Linked DNA regions of Homo sapiens: region 2 is linked to region 1. A link is a contact called in ENCODE Hi-C or POLR2A ChIA-PET data. All regions are on one chromosome and are shown on one strand. Each heading gives the region's core, a stretch centred on a gene start or an enhancer-like site at or near the end of the contact. The rest is flanking DNA. Distances are from core to core; before and after follow the strand shown.

The links. A loop is a pair of places that touch in the nucleus more often than their neighbours do. ChIA-PET counts read pairs that join two places held with the same protein, here RNA polymerase II (POLR2A). Pooled maps may share reads with other maps.
Region 2: a map of naive thymus-derived CD4-positive, alpha-beta T cell shows a loop between it and region 1 (3-fold over the local background). The contact joins the enhancer-like site here to the promoter of LINC03004 in region 1. A Hi-C loop is called at or near these places in 7 of 168 maps with a recorded cell type or tissue (Caco-2, GM12878, HepG2 and 4 more), 15 of 37 single-sample maps with no recorded cell type and 24 of 50 pooled maps. POLR2A ChIA-PET finds 5 or more read pairs at or near these places in 12 of 52 experiments (Caco-2, GM12878, HEK293T and 6 more).

Annotation. Positions count from the first base shown.
Region 1 is chr6:137,663,911-137,667,266 of GRCh38, reverse strand. It overlaps LINC03004 (long intergenic non-protein coding RNA 3004), which reads right to left and starts at 1,621. Exons shown (of 4, transcript NR_125867.1): 1 at 1,528-1,621.
Region 2 is chr6:137,697,252-137,700,607 of GRCh38, reverse strand. LOC124901411 (a long non-coding RNA gene) reads right to left here. Exons shown (of 2, transcript XR_007059789.1): 2 at 193-1,931. Among named protein-coding and RNA genes, the nearest start is that of LINC03004, 33 kb to the right of the region's middle. RefSeq lists enhancers at 1,235-1,364, 175-1,374. Within about 2 kb of position 1,752, at least 7 of the 41 ENCODE cell types and tissues checked have a DNase peak (open chromatin) inside an H3K27ac peak, as active enhancers do.

The DNA of each region.
Region 1 (3,356 bases), core at 372-2,871:
CCTAATTGAATTTTTAAATTATAAATATGGCAATGCTAAGTACAACCAATATAAACACAAAAGATCATAAAGTGAAAAATAAAAATCTCCTGCCTTCTCAGTCATATAGTCCAAGAGGCAACTACATCTAACAGTTCGGGGAGTTTCCATCCAGATAGTTTTGATGCCTTGAAAATATTTTTTTCCACATACTCACAACTACCAACAGGTAATTTTTTTTTCCATTCTTTCCTTTTCTTTTCTTTTTCTTTTTTTTGTTTTTTACCCAAACTTGAATTGTAGTATCTAGATTGTCTTGCAAATTGTTTTCATCACTTAAAAATATTTTGCTGTAAACATCTTGCTAGACAGTTTTTACAATGTTCTCTTCAGGTTATTCAGACACTGGATAGCAATAAATTTTTAGAGTTCATTTTCAACATGTAATTATAAGTACTTAAGGAAAACAGGACTATATTATTTCAGTTGAACATCTCACCAAGCTCTTCTCACATTCATTTTCTCGATAATCTCTTGAAATGATGGTTTGGTCTTGAAGTTCTTGGTTATCGAAGCTCAAGTCTCACTGTGACATCACTTGGGAAGTCCAGGCTTATCCGGCTTATCCATGAACAGAAATTGCCCTGGGGATTTCAGATCTACCTCATTTGGAAAATTCAGAAAATTATGTAGAAGTCACATCAAGAAACCTTTGATTTGAAAGTGAACTCATTTATTAACTTTTCTATACATTTTTAAAAAGGAAAGTGTGTATGTAGAAGCATCTCCTTTTTTAAAAAAAAGTGCTGGAGGGCTGAAAATATCATTTTCACTTTCATTTAGTCAGGCAAAGAGTTAACCCACAATAAACAAACTACCATGTTACCAAGTAAACATAAGATAGTCAGTTTTACTTAGAAGTTGTTTTCAATATTTTATTTTAATTCAGCTGAAGGGGAAGCTAGATATTTGGCTAGCAACCTTCACCCTAACAATAAAGAAATCAACACATCTGTTCTATATCTGGCCAGGCTCTGCGGCCCCCTCAAAATTTGACACATTATTATGCTTCTCTGGGCTTCCATTATGTCATTTCTAAAACAAATGTGTTGGATGAGATTATCTTACTGCTTTCTAAAATTACAATTCAACCAAATTGTGACTTCAACCAAAACTATAATTATTTACTAAGGATAATTTGGTCTATGTTTCCTTGTATTGAACTAATATACAGTTTTTAAAAATAATTTTTAGGGGAAATGATGAGATATGTCCCCTAATAATTTAGAAATGTGATGTGATGTCCATTACCCTCTCAGAATTAAGCTATGAAGATAATGCAAAAGGGACCAAGACAAAAAGATGAAAAGTTTGACTGAAAATATTAGCACATGTAAAGGAGGGATGTATCAAAAGAAAGTTTTTGCCACCTCCGTCTTCCCCATCTCACCACCAGGGAAAATAGGGAAGGGTTTAAGGAATAAGGGAGGCACAGGAGAGACGGAAGGGTCAAGGTCAATGGGAGGTGAGTGTGGCTGCCATCCTCACCTGGTGCTCTCCACTGCTGGAGACAACAATGATCTTGGTCGTACGGACTGCTCACATGCTCAGCCAGCTAACTGAGAGAGCCATTTGCCATCCCCTGAGAAAGTAAACATTCCTCCAGTCATCCATCAGTTTAGAATAACAGACATGATTATAAAGCCAGCAACAATATTTATGGGAAACAATGTTTCTCCTAAGGACCACAGCTATAAAGTGTCACGCAACCTTCCTTCTTCTTTGAAGGATTACTGCCTTCTTACTCATGAAGAAACAAGTTTATCTAACATCATAGACTATCAAAATGTCACATTTGAAATAGTATCATTAAGGATGAAATATTCCATTCTTGCCCGGAGGATCTCAGTCACCTTGACCCAGTGAAGCAGCCTCCATTTCCAAGCCAGTTATAGAGCTTCAGATAAGGGGTGTCTAGACACAATATTCAACATCAATCTTAACTTAGTAGTTTTTAAGGAAACAGGGCCTGAAGTCCATGTCATGGTCCAGACTTGATATTGATCCTCTACTCAAAGTCTTGTTTTGTTTTGAGCCTATCAAAGCACTGCTTCATTTAATGTTCACCTTAATTCCACCCTTCCTTCAAATTCTATAATAACTCAGCTTTTTCCTTGTTTGGAAATGGTTCTATAAACTTAATTTTTCAGACTTCAGGTCTGTTCCTTTTGGTTCTAGGCTGATGGGCTAGGACATCTTGTAGATCTACCATAGTAGAGAATGCTCTGTGTGATTGTCATGTTTCTCATTATAAGTTAATTCTTTTAACTTTTAAAAAATGTTGATTCTTGCTTATAGTAGGTCTGCCCCCAAGAGATAGACACCCTATTGGGAAACAAGAAAATCATTTAATTTTAAGCCCATCAGGTGTCAAAACACTATATCTTTAAATAAGTAATGAATGAGCACTTGGTAGGCTTTAGAAGACAGCCCCAGAGACCACCTTGTGTGGACAAGTATATATTCCTCTAACTTCTACACCTTCCAGAATGATAGGAACACTAAATACTGATAATATTGTGGCTCACTGAGCTGCAGAAATTTGGCAGAACTTTTGTCTGTGGAAATGATAAAATTGACACGAAAATTTGGAGGGAGAAAAGTGCTTCATGATTTGGAGATCAATTTATAAAAAAAAGTTTTTAAACAGAAAAAGAAATTCACAAAGTATCCTCTCTAGGGTTTCTCTAAACACAGAAATTCCATTGAGTACGTTTTTCCACACTGGCCTTTGTTCGGTGCTTTGTTTCTGTGGAGAGGCTGCAGGAACTGCTGTGGGGCTGAAATGGGTCCTGACTTCAAACTGAACAGCGTATTCAAGATTTTGTTTGAATATGACTCGCTACCAAAAAAGAAAGTTTGGAAATCACTGACGTAGCACTGTTTTTATATCATCTATTACATAAGCAGGACACACTGATTTTAGAATCACAGTAACCATCAATGTTCCCAATTGCCCATGTGGGGAAAAAATGTCATTCTCAAGAACTTTGGCTTTGAATGGGTGGTTGGGAGCCCACTGGGACTAGAGCTTAGTTCCAACCTTTCTGATTTACTTAAATTGTCCTGTAAGAAGATATCATGATGAAATTTAGTTTCTATCCAACAGACGGCAGTGGTAAAACTGTTAGCTTGGAAGGGATGTCGCCCTGAAGGACTGAGTACTGAGGATGGGCATGGTAAGTTTGGAAGCAGGAAATGAGCATAAATGTCATTTGGCTCTTTCTTTTTGCCTAGAACCAAATAGCCACATTGTTTTGTTCAGTACCCAGAGGTTCAATACCACTCTTTTCTTGCTTTTCACTCATCAGCTTAGC
Region 2 (3,356 bases), core at 503-3,002, 33 kb before region 1:
ATAAAGTTTTATCAATCCATGGCAAAATAAGAAAAATAAGATCAATTTGAAAAACATTTTTCTGAATGTGAATTAGTTAAATGCAATGAACTATCCTTTATCCTGAGACTTAGGCCCTTCTAACCCTTCTACCATTTTTGGTAATAAAATATTGTCCCTATTAGGAAAGAATGACTCCAGATGTATTTGGAGTTTTGGGGAGTTTCTTAATGCTTTTATTTTAGTAATCCTAATGCAATTCACCACAACTATCCCTTTTTAAAAATAAACAAAAATCTAAGAGTCACTGAAATAGAGTACTTCTATCCAAAGAACCATAGAGATGTTCTGGTTCCTAGAGAGCAAGACATGGTGCACAGACCTGTGGGTGAAACCCGATGGAGACCCATGGGTGAGTAATTCCCATGAACAATGACAGCCCAACAATGCAGTCTTGGGGTCTTCTGGAATCTCCCTCCTTCCTGCTGTTTACTCCCTTATCTCTCATTGAAATTGAATTGGAACTTGAGCATGATTCCTGATAGGAGGCCTCTCTCACTCTCTCTCTCTTTTTTTCTTTTGTAGAGATGGGGTCTTGCTATGTTGCCCAGGCTGGTCTTGAACTCCTGGCTTCAAGCAATCCTCCCACCTCAGCTTCTCAAAGTGGTGGGATTACAGGCTTGAGCCACTGCACCCAGCAGGAGGCCTCTCTGGATCACCAAGGTGGCTGTATCTGGTCTGAGCCAGAGTCCTTGGTGTATCTGGTTGGAGTGGTTGGAGGTGGGCTTCTGGGCCTCCCATTGTTCTTTCTGGCTGTGGCTTACCTTAAAATGCAAAAGTATCAGGATATTTCTCTAATATTCTTAAGCTCTCTGCCTGAGAGAAGAATATCAAGATCTAAGGACAAGCTTTTAGAATATTATAGGAGTGGGGCTGAAACTGCTGCTGTTTTGTGTCCTTAGTCCTCACTCACTCTTGTTCCTAGGAAATGGAAGGCACAAATTACTAGAAAAGCTTCATCAGACTTGAGTCACCACCAAAATGTCCTCGTATACCAGTTTGACCACACTACTCAGATTCCACATTTCCATTTTAACAGAGGCTTCTAAAGATGTCAAAACATCAATCTAAAGAAGTGAATGAAATTGCAGCCTCCCTCCTTGCCTGCCCAGCTGTAGTTAGGGGTTGGTGAGCCATGAGCCGGTGAGTTCCTTCCAGCCTGGGGCCTCATCAGCTGCCAACCAGCCCTTCATAGAAAAGAGCACACGAAGGGTTTTAAAAGAGGAAGATGACAACGGGATGTCTCAGAGATCTGAAAGCATTTTCAAGGGAAAAGGAAACCAAAAAAGGAAAGAAATATGTCATCAACATTTATCTATATATCCTCATCCTGTAGCTGAAACTTTGTTTCATCCAATTCCTGGTGTCATAGTTGTCTAAGGGGCCACATGATTCTCTACCAGGATGGGCCATTCTAGTAAGACTGCACCTGGCCAAAGATAAAGCTGTCTTTACATCTGGACTACTTCTTGGAATGTTTCAGATGGTCTCACATGAGCTCACCTAGAAACGTTTGCAACTCCAGGAAACAGCAGCTGCAAGGAGGAGAAAAGGGAGCTAACAGTTATTGAACAGCTTTGTGAGAGGTCATGTTTAGAAGCTTTTCAAGTGCTTTCTCTTTTTATCTTCTCAACAATCCCACGTGGTATCATCATCCTCATTTTATAGTGAAGGAAACAGATGCTCAGCGATGTTGGGTAACTTGCCCCAGGGCAGAAAGCAGAACTGGTCCTGTTCAGCCCAGGATCAAGCCGGAATTCAAATCCAGATCCTCCTGCCTCTGAAATGCTCTTTTCATAAGATTGAGCTTCAGTATATGTGGCCATCCCATACACTCAGGAAGTGGGGAAGGAGGATGTGGTTCCTGAGCCATGAAATAGTCCAGAGAGAATCTAAGAGACAGAATCAGAAAAACATTAGCCCTACAGTCATCATCAACACACAAGTTGAATAACATCAAGTTTTTAGTCCCAGGCTTCCTGTGGACTATCTTTCTGAAGTCCCCTGCTTGAAGGCCGTGCTGGATGGCCGAGCACTTTGGCATAGGAAGGAGAGGAATTTGTATTTCATTAAACAACAACAACAACAACAATTCAGAATTGTAATTCTCTTTTTTTTTTTTTTTTTGTGACAGTTTTGCTCTTGTTGCCCAGGCTGGAGTGCAATGGCGCGATCTCAGCTCACTGCAACCTCCGCCTCCCAGGTTCAAGTGATTCTCCTGCCTCAGCCTCCCGAGTAGCTGAGATTACAGGCATGTGCCACCACGTCCAGCTAATTTTGTATTTTTAGTAGAGACCGGGTTTCTCCATGTTGGTCAGGCTGCTCTCAAACTCCCGATCTCAGGTGATCCACCGCCTCAGCCTCCCAAAGTGCTGGGATTGCAGGCGTGAGCCACCATGCCAGGCTGAGACAATGAAAAGGTGGACATTTGATGAGCTTGTGTTTCTAACAGTTTATAGAGTTCAGAAACATGGAGATTTGTTTGCATGACACTTTCATTACAGAATTATTATTCAGTTGATTTATTCTTTCATTCCAGATCATTAATATTAACTGATATCAGGGGTGTTAAATATTTAGAGATAGAAAAAGAAATGTATCTAATGAGCAAAAATACATTTTAAGATTTAAAAAAAAAAAGAAATCAAATCTTTGGGATCCAACATGGGACTTTGGACAGCTCAGGATATCCGCTGGTTTCTGCCTGGGATCTGAAGACTGTTTACATTCCAGTGGAATTCCTGGGAAAGTCCAGAGCTCTCACTGCTGTGAAAACAATGGCTTATGGTGATAAACTCTCAACTGCCTCACCCTGAGAAGTGGCAAGGCCTGCAAAGTTTCCCTGGGCAGGATGGACAGGGCCAGGCAGCATTCCTAGGAAGAAATTGCCTTGTTTGCTGCCTTGAGCTGAAACTAAAGCTGGTTTGAAGGCATGCAGACTTCTGCCTGCTGAACCATGACTGGGCTTTGACAAAGGTGACTACTACACCTCTTGTCATCAACAGCTGTCATTGCTGACAATTTCCACAAGGAGTCACAGCCACTCTCTGGGCAGGCTGGGCACTCCTAAGGTATGGGAACCTTTTGTTCACTTCACTAGGAAGTCGTGGAGATGGAGCCAGTGATAGTTGGCCTTAAGCTATACTAAATCCCTCCTTTTGCAGAACAGGAAACAGAGGTCCAAGAAGTTCATTCAGTATTTTAACATGGCTGGTTAGTGGCAGGGCCAAGACAAGGAGCCAAGCTTCACTTATCAACTCAACACATATTAATCATGCTCTGCACCATGTGCAGGGAAAGAGCAGTGAGTGAAACTG